2 separate regions of the Homo sapiens genome follow, and region 1 is linked to region 2. Evidence: chromatin loops called from intact Hi-C (ENCODE). Cell type or tissue: heart left ventricle. All regions are shown on one strand. Links, peaks and the distances in the headings refer to the core of each region. The heading gives the core; the rest is flanking DNA.

What was found. Peaks named below come from ENCODE experiments on the same cell type or tissue, not always from the same donor. Only the 100,000 strongest peaks of a DNase experiment are listed, where the experiment ranks them.
Region 1: a loop joins it to region 2, with 2.8 times the contacts of the local background. A loop is called at or near these places in 3 of 110 quality-filtered maps.

The regions. Positions count from the first base shown.
Region 1 is chr18:30,277,088-30,285,440 of GRCh38, forward strand. No RefSeq gene overlaps it. Among named protein-coding and RNA genes, the nearest start is that of MIR302F, 18 kb to the right of the region's middle. In heart left ventricle, for the core only: CTCF peaks have their summits at 3,976 (motif pointing left) and 4,190; no DNase peak of the experiment used is centred there.
Region 2 is chr18:30,885,404-30,893,756 of GRCh38, forward strand. No RefSeq gene overlaps it. Among named protein-coding and RNA genes, the nearest start is that of DSC3, 150 kb to the right of the region's middle. In heart left ventricle, for the core only: a CTCF peak has its summit at 4,680 (motif pointing left); no DNase peak of the experiment used is centred there.

The DNA of each region.
Region 1 (8,353 bases), core at 135-8,134, 610 kb before region 2:
ACAAAATAACAACAGAATACTTATGATTAATCCAGACTGAAATACCCACATTCTATCTCATTTTATACACATGAAGTTACAAACATAACTTTTTAATTGCCTATCACTAATATATCTAGACCATACAATTTGCAGAAATAATTTTAATTTTTTAATAAATCTTCTGACATAGCATCACCATTATGCTAAAATCTTGATAATGTTTTTAAATCTGATTTTAGTTTATTTGACAGACAAGCATTGAAAACATATTTTTAATTAATGTAATCAATCTTTTTTTTTAACGTAAGTTGTGCTAACTTTTCTTTGCTTGGAAGCATGATGATTATAACACTGGAAATCTCACCATGTCAGATGTCCTATTTAAGATCATGCTTAAATTGCAAATTTTAAAACACAGACATTTTGTTCATTTTGTGGTTATACTTTCCATTCCACCTCTGTGATTCAAAGCACATAAAAGAATAAGTGTTCACAATAGAAATGACAATAAACTTCCTCAAGCAGTACTGCCCTAAAAATTAAAGCAATAATAAAAAATTTCTCCCCAACTCACTGCATTGGCTTTTTAACCATGATTCATATAAGGAAACACACACACACACACACCCCAGATTAGAAGAAGAAGATATAAAATCTTCTTATATATGTGGGGGTAAACTTTTCTCATATTCTACTGCTTATGACAGTAAAATCTTTTGGCAATTTATCAAAAACTCAGTAAATTCTTGGACTGTAAGCAATGACATACAAACTTCCAAAGAGCCACAGAGGAATAGAACATTGAATTGTTTATATCCTGGAATGAAAACAAAAAAAAACAGCTAGTGAGAAAGAGTTCCAAAATATAAGGAAACATGTTATGAAAGTTAGCAATTTTTGTTGTATATGTATTTTTTCAAAGCACATACAGAAAATCTAGTCCACATGTAACATAAAATGTAATTGAGAACCACGCAATTCATTCATAGAGACATACATTTATTCATTTGTTTATTCACCACACTCCCCACACCACATTCTTCCACTTTAAGATCTGGAGTTAGCAGAAGTGATTCCAACCTCACCACTTAGTATTATATAAACTTAAACTAATTATTTGTGGTATCAGGACTTCATGCTGTTGTTAAGATTACATCAAGTCATGAATATAAAATAATTAGCACAATCTCTGATACGTAGCAAATGTTTATTGTATGTTGTTCAATTTTATTAATATTTCATGCATGTTGTTGATCCATATATGATGTGAATTGGGACCCTGATCACAAGCTGAGAAGACTATTATGGTATAAAAGGAAAATGCATAAATAATGGTCATGCAATGTAGAAAGTGGAAAAGAAGGGCATAAGAGAAATATAGAAGCATGTTCTAACTTTACAATTTAGAAACAATAGAATACTTGTGGTATATAATATTTTTGACTTCTAATGTATAAATTTTTTCGCCTAAACTATATTTACCCTCTTCCTCAAAGGCACAGCTAAACATGACTCAGAACTTTTCTGATCTTATGTGGTCACCTACACTTTGTTGTTTAATGAAATATAATCTCATCAATCGGTTTACTCAACTTTATCAGAATAGACATATTGAAAACTTCCAAGCATGGTTCAAAAGGCCCTATAGATTGTGCATGTTAATTAATTGAAAGAGAGTAGACAATTTCAATGTTAGTTGACTTCAATTTTTGACCATTAGTAACATAAAACCCAAAGCTTTTTAATGACATGTCAATGGCCCAAATATTAATTAACAACAGGAAATCAGAATGTAAGTTTGCCAACTATTTCAAAGTTCCCAATAAACAGCATTATAAATATTACTAGGGACTCTAAATTACTAAACTCAGAATCTTAAAGAGTCAGATTTCTTAGATACAAATTTCAGGTCCACAACTTACTATCTGTCAGAACATGGGGCATTTGAATCACTCTTTGCCTCAATATTCACATCTAGAAAATGGTCATAAAATTATTATCAGTCCTTAGATTTGTCATGACATTAAAATAAGACAATATATGAAAGTATTCTGGAATGTTCTGGCAGGATTTTAGCTCAAGAAATTTTAGTTATTATTATTAATATTATGGATTAAATATCTGTATTTGCTCTTGTAATTGGCCTTTCAACTAAGAAATATGACACTGTCACAGAAATTCCATATTAGTAGAGATATTTCACTCAGAAAACTGAGCTGTTAATATTTTATTCTTTCATAACTTGCCCCTTTTTTTATTGAAAGTACCCAATTTTAGAAAATATGCTGCTGCCTACGAATCTCAATGCATACCTCATCTTAACTAGGGTATCTGTTTTATCATGGTATCTAGCTAGTTATCTCATCCTTTTTAAAGAGACAATGAGGCAGACCCTGTTCATGTACTTCATCCTAAACTAATTGAACTCGTTCCAAGACCTCTTTGCCATTCTATAAGCATTCTACATACTGATAGCAAGCCTTGCAACTCATTTAAACTTCTCACCAAACTAGTTTCCTATATTTTGTATTTCCTAGTAAGCTGCAGTTGTTTCAAACCTACTTCAGAGGGATAAAATTTATACACAAACATTCTTTTTTAAAACATTATAGACATAAAGATAATTTTATGATTACTGAACACATCTAGGGAAATTTTTACCAACAGCAGCAGTTAAATTTTGATTACAGTGTACTGAATCGTATGTATATAAGTTGTGATATGTATACATAGCATGAATACAGCTGGAAGCTTTTTAAAAATCACAACTGGAAAAAAAAAAAAGAAAGAGACAGAGAGAGAAAGAGACTTCATTTTTACCTGAGGGTCAGTCTGCAGAACAATTTCGATTTTCTAGTTTCATTGGCAGGTAAGATCCATGATGTTATTCAGCATGTGAGTGTCATGGCTTGTCTCATTTGTAAACTCCTCTTCATCATCCCTTTCATATTCATTAAAGAATAAAAGGCAATAGGATAGGATCATGGATAGCATTGAACATGGTATTTATTCAAATCATTCTGAGCTTGTAAAAAAATCACAACAACAGCTCGGTTTTTTTTTTTTTCCTTCCTAATGGATTTTCTGCAATTGTGGTGAATCATTTTAATTAATGTCTAAAGTTCCAGTTAAACTTATTTTTAAAGATATTTAAAACATTTTGCAGCATGATAATTTAGAGTAATCAAATTTCTACTCATAGAAAAAAACAGTGTTTTCATCATATATTGTTAGACAATCTGTGCTATTATATCCAATGCAATGATACAGAGCACACTTCAGCAGCCAGAGTTTATCTGCCTCAGTGCAAGATTTCACACATGACAGATTGCAAATTATTATTGTGTGGCTCTGTGATATAATGAGCTACCATTATTACATAGTAACCACTGTAGTAAGGAGATTTTCATAGGGCTGTATTTTTAATGGACTTCAGAACCAAAAACAGAACAAAAGCAAACACCCTCATTGAAGCATTTTTTTAAAGTAAAGACATCACACTAATTTTAATGTTTTATTAACTTGCTTTAGAAAACACTGGCTTTCTAAGTAGTCTACGTTCTAAATGATTTAAACTCAAATTCATAGCAAAATTAAAATTCATGGCTAAATATCTTTCCTTGATATGGAACTGGGTGAGAATGTCACTCATATCAACATATAAGATGTTTAAATCAAGATAAAAGGCTCACTTAAATCCAAATATGTTATTATTGATGTCCCAATAAAGGGTTTTTAATTACGTGGATTAAATTTCTCCCGTTGAAAATAAATACATTCAACAAGTATTCTCTGGGGAGATTGAGAATAATAGTTTGCTTTTTACATGAGCTTATTTCCAAATCAGGTGTATGAAAACACCCACAAAGAGAGAGGCAGCTATTTGTTAGTATCAGTTTTGTTCTTAAAAAGAGTTTGTGAGGAAACCCACTGGGAAAAAACAGTTTGCTCCAGCTGCTTCAGTCATTTTTCTCAATGATACCTACTGCCCCCTGCTGACTCATTACGGAATAAACCATTACATTCCTCTGGAAATTTAAACAAAGGCCTTTGAGTCATTAAGCCGGTAATGGAAGATATATTTGTTAAGGTTTGAAATTGCATACATCTTACTCCTCCCATTATGACGTATAGAAAATATTATTTCCATATCTAAGTTCTGAAATGTCCCTATTCAACTTGCATTTTGTGTGTTCTCAACTGATTTTCTAATATCCTCCCTTTCACCCACAGGCCAGCTTACGTTATAAATCCAAAGCTAGTGAAAACACAATTAGAGAAGACCATGTGAAGTGTGAAGAGCTTAATGTTTTAGGGCAATTGAGCAAGATTTATTCAGTAAATCAGAAATGTGTTTTCACTGCAAGTGAGTGTTTTATGGTGTTTCGCTTTTGACAGTCCGTTGTGGAACAAGATTGAGAAAAATTTAAGCTGGGTTTTGTAATTTATATGAGGATTGATGGATATTTTGTTTCCTCAACACTGATTAATCTGTGAAATGGAACTTACTTCAAATACACTGCAGAGTTGCTATTAAAAAGAATATATTATCCAAATTCAGGCCACAAGACTATATTACAGGATGGAATGTGTTTCAACAAATTACTGCTGACACTTTGAATAACTAGAGCCCAGGAGAAAGCCATACAGAAAATGATATTTTAGTAAGGCTTCCAGGGAGTCAATCACCAGTTTTCAGTCAAGAACATAATCGCTTGTTCTCTCTTTATTCTGAATTGCTAACCGCAAGAACTGTGTCTCATTAATTGATGACGATCTTTGAGATTATCTATACTTGTAATGTCTCTAAGCTATTTCAGCTGGAAAACTTAGGAGACTATGTTGTTAAAAACATTAAAAGAAAACAAAATCTCAGCTAGAAAAAGGAAAATAATGTATCAATTGTTATTAGCTTGCAAATGAAGTAATTACTTTCAATTTCTTGTATTAATCAGTTGTTTTAAAAGAATACATACATTATAAATTATAAATGTTGATTACTGAGAAGTAATTTAAATATTAATTAATAAGTAAATGCTGCAAAATACAGTACATAAACTTAATTTTTTAAGAGAGGTAATTGGTATTTAATTATTATATATACAAGTAAAGGATTATCAGGGATTTTAGGTAAATATATAACAAAGAATTCGATCAATTCTTATTTTTAAACATATTATTATTATATACAAGTACTAGTTTATTTTTGTTTGAGTAAGACAATTATGTCAATAAACAGAAGATATCAGTCTACCAGAAGATAACTGCCTATCAGAGGCATGTATTTGAAAACTTCCAGATGATAAAGTACCCTTTATGATGGAAAAAATAATTCCATTTTTACTCATGAAATTAAAAGGAGTTATAGCACAAAATATTTCATACTCATGACTCAAGAATTCTGCCCAAATTTATAAATTATTCTTGTAATATCCAATCAGAAAAGAACAGGGAAGACTGTAGAAAGAAAAAATCTACAAAGCTACAGCACTTACTCCAGCATTCACTCTACAATGTGCTTTTTCTCTAGTGCCATCTATTAAGTTTATTCTCCCCAAATATTGATTAAATGATTGCATTGTGTGCACACATGTGTGTATGTACTGAACGTTTCCAGGATAATTAAATGGACTAGTCTATGCATTTTCTTTCTAGATTTTAAGTGTTACAAATTATTGTAGTATTTCCTTGAATGCAGAAAAAACATGTATGTTTACTCAACTGACCTTTTCTTCCTGAAGAAAACACTTGTGTTAAAACTATATACTGCAAGTAATTGTATACTTTCTTGGAATTAGTTTTAACCTTTTACTGAGTTTTCATAGTATAAAAATGGAACATAAAATACTCATAGACCTGGAAGTTTCCATGTATCTCTCAATAAAAGTGATGAGAATTCAGGAGTGGAAACTAAAGTGTCTTGCTAAAACACACAGTAGGGTAATTTATTTTCATCACAGTTAATGCTATTTTCCTAAGTTTAATTACCTAGCATATCTAAAGAAATGCATTCTAAGCACTGACTTAAAAATTAGGAATACCAGATTCTAATATGGCCATGGTTTCTAACAAGCTGTGTATATAACAGCTTGGTAAATCATCATACCTTATGATCTTTAGTTTCCTTATCTGTAAATGTTGAAAAGGACTAGATTATTTTGCAAGTCACTTCTAGTGATATATTTCATTGATGAACATCAACAAACTTCCCTACATGGTCCACTTCCCAACGTCCTCCATTCCCCTAATTTGGCATAATCTGAATAAACTCATTTACTCCTCAGAATAATTCTCTGAGAATGGCATTGCTATCCTCATTTCACCAGTGAGAAAACTGAAGTTCAGAAAGGATAATAGGCTTGTTGAAATTCAAACAGATGGTAAATGGTGGAACTATTCATAACAATGAAAAACAAGACTGTCAGTGGGAAAGTGGGTTTTTAAGAACACAAAAATGCACGGGTGAATCATTACTATTACCATTTTAATATTGTTTAGTGGTTATTTTCTATGTAAATTCCATAGATAGATAGGTAGATAGATAGATAGATAGATAGATGATAGATAGATGATAGATATATATATATAGATAGATGATAGATGATAGATAGATAGATAGATAGATAGATAGATAGATAGATGATAGATAATAGATAGATGATTAGCCAGGCCTCTCCAGGGAAACAGAACCAATAGAATATATATATATAATTAGCTAATTCAATTATGGTGGCTGAGAAGTTCTTCCATCTGCTGTCTGTAATCTGAAGAACCCGGAAAGGAGGTGGTAATATAATTATGTTTGTATCTGATTCTGAGGGTCTGACAACCAGAGTAGAAGACCAGGGTGGTTAGGGGTGGGCAGTGCTTGTGTAAGTCTCAGAGCTGGAATGCCCTAAAACTAGGAAGTCCAATATCTGAGGACAGGAGAAAATGGAAGTCCCAGTTTAAGAAAATAGAGCAAATTTGCCTTTCCTCTACCTAATTGTTATATTGATCCCTCAGTGGATTGGATGATGTTCACCCACATTGATGAGGTCAATATTCTTTATTCAGTTTACCAATTTTAATGTTAATTTCTTCCAGAAACACCCTCACAGACATACCAGAGATAATGTTTACCACCTATCTGGGCATCCCTTAGTCCAGTCATTGACACATAATATTAACTATCAGATAGGTAGATAGATAGATAGATAGATAGATAGATAGATAGATAGATAGATAGACAGATCAACTTATAGCATTATATACACAAATAAAAATGTACAAGATAAGCTTGAACAAACACACTGTGTAAGTTCAGGAAATTCATCACTGACAAACATTAAAATGATAAAATATACACCTGTGACAATAATAATTCAACAAAACATTAACAATAAATTCAGTGAAGTTAAATAAAATGTTCTTGGGTTATTTGACATATCGTTGGGTTATTGGATCATTGGTGAAATTGATCAAAATGGACTGTGGTTGAAATAGATTCATTGTGGGTTTTCAGGAACTGAAATCAGGATAGGCCAACTCTTCTGGATATATGGGCTTTGCTGTTTCATCTCAGAATTTCTCAGTATTTAAATTATTTCTGTCATTTAATGGATTTTTTCACTTAGCAGTAGAATCTCATTACACTTAATTGCAACTAACCTGAATTTTTACCTTTTAAAATAGACTTTTCTCTTTATCCCATATTAATCTTCTCTAAATTTCCATTTCATTTGCAATTCTCTTTTTGGTCACCAAGAATCTCCAAAATGAAGTCCAGTTCATTATATGCCTCATTATCAATATTACCATAGAGCTATTATTGTAATTTACTCCAATGACTTTTGATGCCTTCAATTCAATCTTATTCTGAAGAAGCCTGGAAGTGCTAAAGCCAGATGACTTGGATCATTTTCAAAGCACAGACTAATTTTATTCCGATAGACAGTAAATCTCAGGGCCCTCCAGGAAAAATAGCAATCAACCAGGAAAGTTTTTTTTTTTCCTCTTCCTCTTGTTTTCTCCTTAGAGATAGAAGAATTTGTTTAAATTTTATATTTGTTTGTTTATTTGATCAGTGTTTTTGTTTCTTTTGGTTTTGCTTTTGTTTTTGCATTGAACCTAATGGAGATTAAAGGTCAAGAGTGTCCTGAAGGTTTACTCCAAATTACTCAGCTGTGTACTTTTAGTGTAAGTTTCTATACAACCTTATTTATTTCTATTCTTAGTCTTTTTAAGTTTTAATAATTTTACAATAAATTATTAAAGACAAGCCAAATACTTTAAATACCTTCAATATAATTTGAAGAATACAGTAGAGTGATTTCACTGGCAGAAATTACAATAGTAAACTTCAATAGAAAGTTGAGTTCTTTTAACTACT
Region 2 (8,353 bases), core at 182-8,181:
ACTGCCTTCGGATTGACTGCCAGGTCATGCATATTCTTTTTCTTTTCAAACAGAGAAAATCACAAGATTAATATGAAAACCTTGGAAACACTTCCTGTGTATGTCACAAGTCGAAGACATTTGCTCTACATTATTGGGGCTTTTAGAGAAATATCTAAAAGCTTTTATGACAAAGGAAGATACCAAACAACATTTTTTATTAAAATATGAATCTAAAATTCAGAATTACCTTGTTTTTCAAAGTCTCTTGAATTATGATATTTTCTAAAACTGAGATGAGGAAAAAAATCTATTGTCAAGTTAAATTGTTAATTAGTTGTGTAAAGTAAGAAAAAAAAGTTCAGTTTTGACCAGTGCCCAAAGTCCTAATAACAAGTGATACATTTACTTTTTTTTTTTTTTTTAACTAATAGAAAGCTTAAAATGGCTAATATTGACTACAGGTAAAATTCAATGAAACCATACTGTCGATTTGCTTTAGAATTTCTCAGCAGCATTAAAAAGAAGTCTAAAAATAAAGCATAAGCCAGGCGCAGTGGCTCATGCCTGTTATCCCAGCACTTTGGGAGGCCGAGGCAGCCGGATCACCTGAGGTCGGGAGTTCGACACCAGCATGACAAATATAGAGAAACCCCGTCTCTACTAAAAATACAAAATTAGCCAGGCATGGTGGCACATGCCTGTAATCCCAGCTACTCAGGAGGCTGAGGCAGGAAAATCGCTTGAACCTGGGAGGCAGAAGTTGCAGTGAGCCGAGATCGTACTATTGCATTCCAGCCTGGGCAATAAGAGCGAAACTCCATTTAAAAAAAATAAATGAATAAAAATAAAAACAAAAAGCATTATCGTATATTTCCAAAAGAACGTTTAGAAATTATTTTGTATTTCACTGTCATGTTATTAGATTTTGTAATACTTGATTCACGAGTAATAAAAAAAATTTAATTGGGAAGATTTTACAATGTGTGAGGAAATAAAACTAAGATTCATATAGCAGTAACTCTATTAAACAATAATATAACTAAATTTTTCGCCTAAAATTCAAGGTCTCTGTTTAATTATCTATTCTAACCTTCAGTTGAAGATCCATGTTGAGGAACAAAACTGTAGTACTGGCAGCATCTCACCTTCAAATAACCAAAATCCTCTCATCCGAGGCCTTGTTTCTAGTTTTCCAATTTTACCCTTAGACAGAGATCCCCAAACTTTCAGTTCACAGTGCCCTTACTATCTCAGTAATTCTGTTTTTTGTTTGTTTGTTTTGTTTTTGTTTTTTTTTTTTTGGGACGGAGTCTTGCTCTGTCGCCCAGGCTGGAGTGCAGTGGCGCCATCTCGGCTCACTGCAAGCTCCGCCCCCGGGTTCACGCCGTTCTCCTGCCTCAGCCTCCCTAGTAGCTGGGACTGTAGGCGCCTGCTACCACGCCCGGCTAATTTTTTTGGTATTTTTAGTAGAGACGCGGTTTCATCGTGTTAGCCAGGATGGTCTTGATCTCCTGACCTCGAGATTCGCCCGCCTCGGCCTCCCAAAGTGCTAGGATTACAGGCGTGAGCCACTGCTCCCGGCCCTATCTCAGTAATTAAGTGTTCCTAGGACAAAAGAAATGCCCAACGGTTACATCTATTAAGTTGTGAGATGCACACAACTTAAGAAGTACTTACGTCTTAACAACTTAGTAGATATCTGAAAAGAGAATACACATACATTGAAAGGAAAATTAGTGTTATTTCATTCTTAAGTAGCGGTAACCTATTACTAATGGGATGTGTATTGCTGCTGCGTATTGCACAACTTTTCAAATCAGATTAGACATCCCAATCTGAAATCAGATTAGACACCCCAATTTTCATTTGGTACTTGCTTTTTATTGCAACAAGTGCCAAAAGTAAAGAACAACTTCTCAAAAACATGATGTAAGTGAAGAGAATATAGTGTGATTTAATGTTAAGTCTGTGAACTACCCTGAGCTAGCAGTTCTCCCAATATTCAACAGATGTCATAAGTGGAGTTTCTGTTAGAAAAAAGTTTAAATTTCCCACAGAGCCTCTAAATTTACTGAAGCACCAGCAAACCTTGGCACAGACTTTGGAATCTACATTCCTTAAGGAAATTCTAGAGAAAAATTAAACAAGCTAATTGTATGTCTATTCTTGTCTTAAAATCTCTGATGACAATCTCATGCCTCCAGTTCCAACATCATTCTCTCTCTCTCTGTCTCATTGTCACACACATGTGCACGCGCACACACGCACACACACACATTTGATCACCTTCTACCTCTCATTTATTTCATTTATTCAAGAAATATTTATTGAGTGCCTACTATAGACATCTTGCTAAATTATAAGGGCACAGCAATGAACAAGATTCAGCCTTTGTTCATATACAGAGCTACTGGGAAAGCTAGAGAAGCAATTAGCCAATTATAATGCTATTCTACTAAAAATAGAAAAGAGAAGAAAGTACTGTGAAAAACACATAGGCAAGATAACTAGCCCAATCTAGGGAATTTGACAGGAGTCATAGAAATCAAAAGTCTAAGATTATCAATAGATATCATAGATAAGTATTATTCCCTATAGAGCTCAGCGTTCACTTAAATGATATACTCTAATAGATACATTTTTTTCTGTTTCACAAAAATGAAGTTTCTGATATTGGGAAACATTTGAAGGAATTGTACCTTCTAAATTATTTAAGGGAAAAAAAATAAAGCCAGCGTCAAACACTAATACACCAAAAACTGCTATCATAAAATGGTATCATAATAGACCAAGGCAAAATGTGCAAACCTAAAGGGATCCCCCTTTGGAGACAGTATGTTGAGGCTTTTGGAAAGAGAACATCTGATCCACGGAAATTCTGATAGAAGGATATCAACTTCACCAATTCACTGAAATGGATCTTTAGTATCCAGAGTATCTCCAAATATATGCTTTTGGTTTCATTTTTCTTCTTAATGGTTAAAATCACATACGCATGTACAGTTAGATGTGCGATGATCTCAGAACAATGATACCAAATATCTTTTTTATTTTCCTTTCTAAAATATTTCTGCTTGTAAAGTCATCTAGGGACTTAGTTAACTGTACAGTTTATAAGCTGATTGTCTCCTCCTGTCATGGCAAGTCATCACCATCATTGACATACTTATTCCTTCTGCTTATTCACGTGCACTGGGAAGCAGAAAGTACCTATGATGTCAGAAGTCTCAGGAAGTATTGCAAAAAAGGGTCAAGACCTGGCATAGAGAATTTGTATCATCAGAAGGAAAGCGTGCTCATTGGTTTAACTCCTGCCTCTAGATGCTTTCATAGCCTTCTCTAAGCGAGCAGAAATAATGGTAACAAGCCCTTATGCCACACTTATTATGAACCAGGTAACTTTCATCACGATTTACCTGTGATAAACTCTCTGACTCCATGTAACCCCGTGAGTTAGGTACTTTCATTACCCCAATGAGAAATTGAGGCACACAGAAGAAATTGTCAGATAGTGGAAATTGATTTAAAATACAGTCTAGTTTCAGCATCTTTTTCAAACCAGTGCCTCCTTCCACAGATCTTTATGCTGGTTATTCCCACCTGAATGAGTTACAGATTTATCTACAAACCATGGAGAATAGATACCTAAGAAGAAATGTAGGGATTTTTGAACAAGGAGAACCTACATATTCTCAAGTTCAGTGGAAATATTCAAACTTATAATTATTACTAATTAAGATTCTCTTATTGTCTGAGACTTCCTCCAAAGGATGTCACCATGCATCACCAGACATAAACAAATCTTTCAAGCTAACCACAATTCTCCCAAATTGGTGTTAACCAATATATGAATAGGAAGCATCCAGCCCCTTGGCAGTAACTGCAAGGGCAGTACTGTTTTCCCTTGGCAATTCCTGCCTAGATTTTTAGTCAGCCTATGATTCTCTAGATTTGACTGATAGCTCTAACTCTCATGTTTAAACTTTAATACTGCTGTGCAATATTGACCTATTTCCATGATATTTCAAATGATGTTAGGTGGCCTGACCTCTGCTTTAGGGATCTGAAAGTTTTCCTGCCCTTTCCTGGATCTTTCTTGAAGACATGAGCCCATGCCTGCATGTCGCATTCATTGGCCTTTCCAAGAACTACAGCCAGGGGATCCAGATGTGGCCATGGTATGGTTTAGCATGTGCAGGAGAAAGCAGGCTCCTTATCTGGCATCTGAGCTTGCTTGAGTACCATGCCATGGGAGTATTTATGCAGTGAACAACCCATAGTCAGAAAATGTTTTTTCAATATTCAGAGTTCATGAAACAGTAATATTCTTATGCATTGGTTTTAAATGTCTGGCTTTTTCCTGTAACCAATGAGTCATCCAGGCTGGGATGTTTTGCAGTTATTTCAGATAATGTAAAACCTCACTACATGAAGGGAAATAACATGCACTATATATTAGAACTTACTTTTTCTCCACAGTTTCCAAGATTTACATCAAATAGGAAAAATAACACGGTGAAAGCATTCTTCGGGTCATTTTTAAAAAGTAAAGTAACTGAAGTCAGATGCCAGAATGCATTTCAGTTGACTGTGACTTTTTTTCCTGTTTGGTAAAGAATGATTGTGATAACAGCCTGATCATGAGCTTGATAGAAAAATGCAGGGCCACGTATTGTTCCTAACCAACAGCACCATCTTCTGTCTGCAGGATGTCAGATCTGGGAAAAGGATAGCTCGCTTTGCCATGAGGCATTCAAATTTGAGGGCTTAGACAAACAATGTAAATCCCCTTTCTTCCTACCTTGACATCGGTGAGGTCAAATTCATTTTAAAACAGTGAAAACTGCATTTTAGGAAAAATAAGCTTAAAATTCAACCAAGAATTGCACATGGAAAGCAACATCACAACATCAATATCGTTCTGCTTCTTGCAGAACTGTACTCACCCAGGTATCCTTTTATCTATACTTCCCACTTAGAAATTCTGCAAAAAAGGCTGAAATTTCATGGATTTTACAGAAAGGGGAGTGTGACCTCTAGTTTGTTACAATTACAATGATTTAGAAAACTATCTCAAATATTGGAGTCACCCCCATCTGAATATTACAAGGGGGAAAATAGGAAGATCTAGAGGTGTGAATAATGTCACACAACCCCTTTAAATATGTATACCTTCCAAACAAAAAGCTATGTGAAACATGTATAGCCACTCCTTTTTGTTGTCTGTTTTAGATAAATCAACTAACTGAAGCCTTAAGCAATTAAATAATTTATAAAGGAAAAGCTAATTTGCTACTAAATTTGTCAAATGCATTAAGTAATGTAATGAATAGTAATGCAGGTGAGTGTGCAGGAGGTCACAGCACAGGTCTAAGTGGTGCTTAGGTACATCTGGGCAAGTCTAGTGGGGACATGGTTTCTCCAAGATTCTGTGTTCAAGGGGGCTGAGAAGAGGTCATCCTGAGGTGAAATGAATCCAGGTACCAACCAGCCATGCATCCTAAACCATAAACAGTAGGAAAAGTCTGGAAACATGACTTTTGTCCTCATATCTGCCTCCCAAATGAGTCTTTTGAAGAGCAGGGAAACTATATAAAATCTGAGGAAGTTTCGGCCCTAACATTTTGTAACACATTGGAACGCAAGTCGACCTATCTCTACAGGAACATCACCCAGAGACGGGCTTTCACTCCAAACTTGTCACACACCACTGTGCGATATTGCGATTATATGATAGTGATGTTGGGCCAAGCATCTCTGGTGTCTGAGAAGAGAACATTTCAAAAGATGTTTTTGGTGAATCTATTTGAAAAACATCCTAGCAGGACTTCTGAAATTAGGTGGTAGCCAAAATGGACAGGGGTTATTCGTAAGAAGGAAGGATTTGCAGGGGATAGAGAAAAGATAGAAAGAGGCCAGGCGTGGTGGCTCACGCCTGTAATCCCAGCACTTTTGGAGGCCGAGGCGGGCAATTTATCTGAGGTCAGGAGTTTGAGACCAGCCTGGCCTACATGGCAAAACCTCGTCTCTACTAAAAATACAAAAATTAGCCAGGCATGGTGGTGCACACCTGTAGTCCCAGCTACCCAGGAGGCTGAGGCAGGAGACTCACCTGAACCCTGGAAGTGAAGGCTGCAGTGAGCCAAGATCATGCCACTGCACTCCAGCCTGGGAGACAGAGCGAGACTCTGTCTGGAAAAAAAAAGAAAAAGGAAAAAGAAAAAAATGCAAAGTCAGTTATCACAGTTATCACATGTCCATTCATTCCTTTTAGTGAAATTATAGAATTCAAGTGTGAACACAGGAGGGCTTAGTTCTCAGGAAAAAAATATAAATAAAAGATTCACATGATTAATATGTAATATTTCTCAAAGGACCTTACATCACTTAACCAACCTTCGAATTACCTCTACATAGTCAAAGAATTGTGCTATTATAAGTAAATATTATGAATTAATTTAAGATGGATCCTTTGGGCAGAAATGGATTTTTTTTTTCCTAAAAAATACCAACATTGGTTGTGAAGTCAGCTAAAATTTAATGGAGAAGTACACAACTATCCATTTTGTTTTCGCTAGACAGGTAGTATTTGACATTTTTTTTTTTTCCTACTTGAAGACATGGAAGCATGTAAATGATCCCTTGCTATTTGTGATTCTATTTGTTACATTTATTCAAATTTTCTACAGAAAGATGTTTGAATTAGAACCAATAAGTTTCCTGGTAAATAAGTGACACAACCTTGCCCAAGTCCTGAAGTCATTGATTCCAAAGGACTAAGCTGCTGTGCCAGTTTACCTGTGGAGACTACAGAAACCAAAACTATGCCAAATAGAGAAATGTAAATGTCCTTACTGGAATTTGAATGGTAAACACGTGACTTTTTTCTCCAGAATAGAAATCCTTACAGATGTTTAAATCATTGCAACTCAAAACTATTTAAAAACAATTGGCTACAGAAACCCACTAATCAATGCAGAAATTACAGTAGAATAATAGGTTGCTATAAAAATTGTATAAGTTAATTTTCAGGTAGAAATATTAGTGGGTTTTTCCTAATTTATATCTTTTTAATCTTTCACAGTCTTCATTTAAACTTCATTAGAAAGTTTTCAGAACACTCATGATGCTATATTTTCTTAGTTTCCCTCTTATATTAACCACATCTCCCAGTCGAATTACTTTCATTGCAAATATCGTTTTAAGATCTCTGCTTTTCAAAGATGCAATTAACAAGAAATTGAGGATGCTGTTTTAAGGAGCCATGTCCTAAGCTTCCCCAAAACCAGACCATTTTCAAGCCATCAGTTAAGATCATAAAATGTGATTTAGAGGATTTTATGTATTTAATTTCTACAGCAGATATCTGAACGAGTACCTTTTAGCACAGTTGCCTATGTTGTAGACTTAAAGTAACTTTTTGAGAAGCACAGAATGTCTTTTCTGAGTCAACACAGCTATATGGTTTATAAAAGAACCATCTGCTCTCTTTAAGTGCATACTTTGTTAACCAGACACTAGGCAGCTATCTCTAGTCTCTCTGCTTGCCCTTTGCCCCCTGCCAAGGTCATTCCAGGGAAAACAGAACACTTCGCATTGAGAATCAGCTTTTCATTCAAAGCTTCCCCCATTCTCCTATGGATTTTAATCATATCCTTAATGTGAAATGGCATCAAGGACAAATTATCCAAGACAGAAGACAAAATGCTTAGTTTCTAAGAGCTTTACTTAACTATACCACTGCCTTATATGCCTGGTACAGAAATGGAAAAAAAAATCAGTATGTGAGCACTTTCTGCCCAGAGCCAGGACCCTAAAGATTGAGAATACTCGTATCAGTTCTGAATAAACACTTATATAAGGCAACAGGTGTTGTAAAACCAGCCTTTCATCATCTGCCTCCTAAAACTCAAAAGATAATAAAGATGCTGATGAGAAACCACTAGGGTAAGTGAACAACTTTAAGTAATCCATTAAAGGGCAAGATTCTGGTTCAAAAGGACCAAGAAATTGATCTTCCTTTTTCCTCTCATATCAGGGCACATTGATAGTTATTGACTCTTCTTATACAATAATGAATGTGTTGCTGGGTAAATTCCTAGATGGGAAGAAGGTGAAAAAAAAATCAAGAGTAGAAGCCTATTAAAATAAACCCCTTAATGTGAGTGTTCCAGAAGTATGGTGGCTTTTGCAACCAAAGAGCCGTAAATCAGAGAGCTTGCTACTATCATTTTAATAAATACAAAGAATGCCACTGATGATCTTGAAATAAATTCTTACCAAATTTGATAATTATTTAAGTAATTTCTTTAAAACCTACACTATTAATAATAGTTCTTTTATATTTTTGACAAAAATACAACTTTAAACC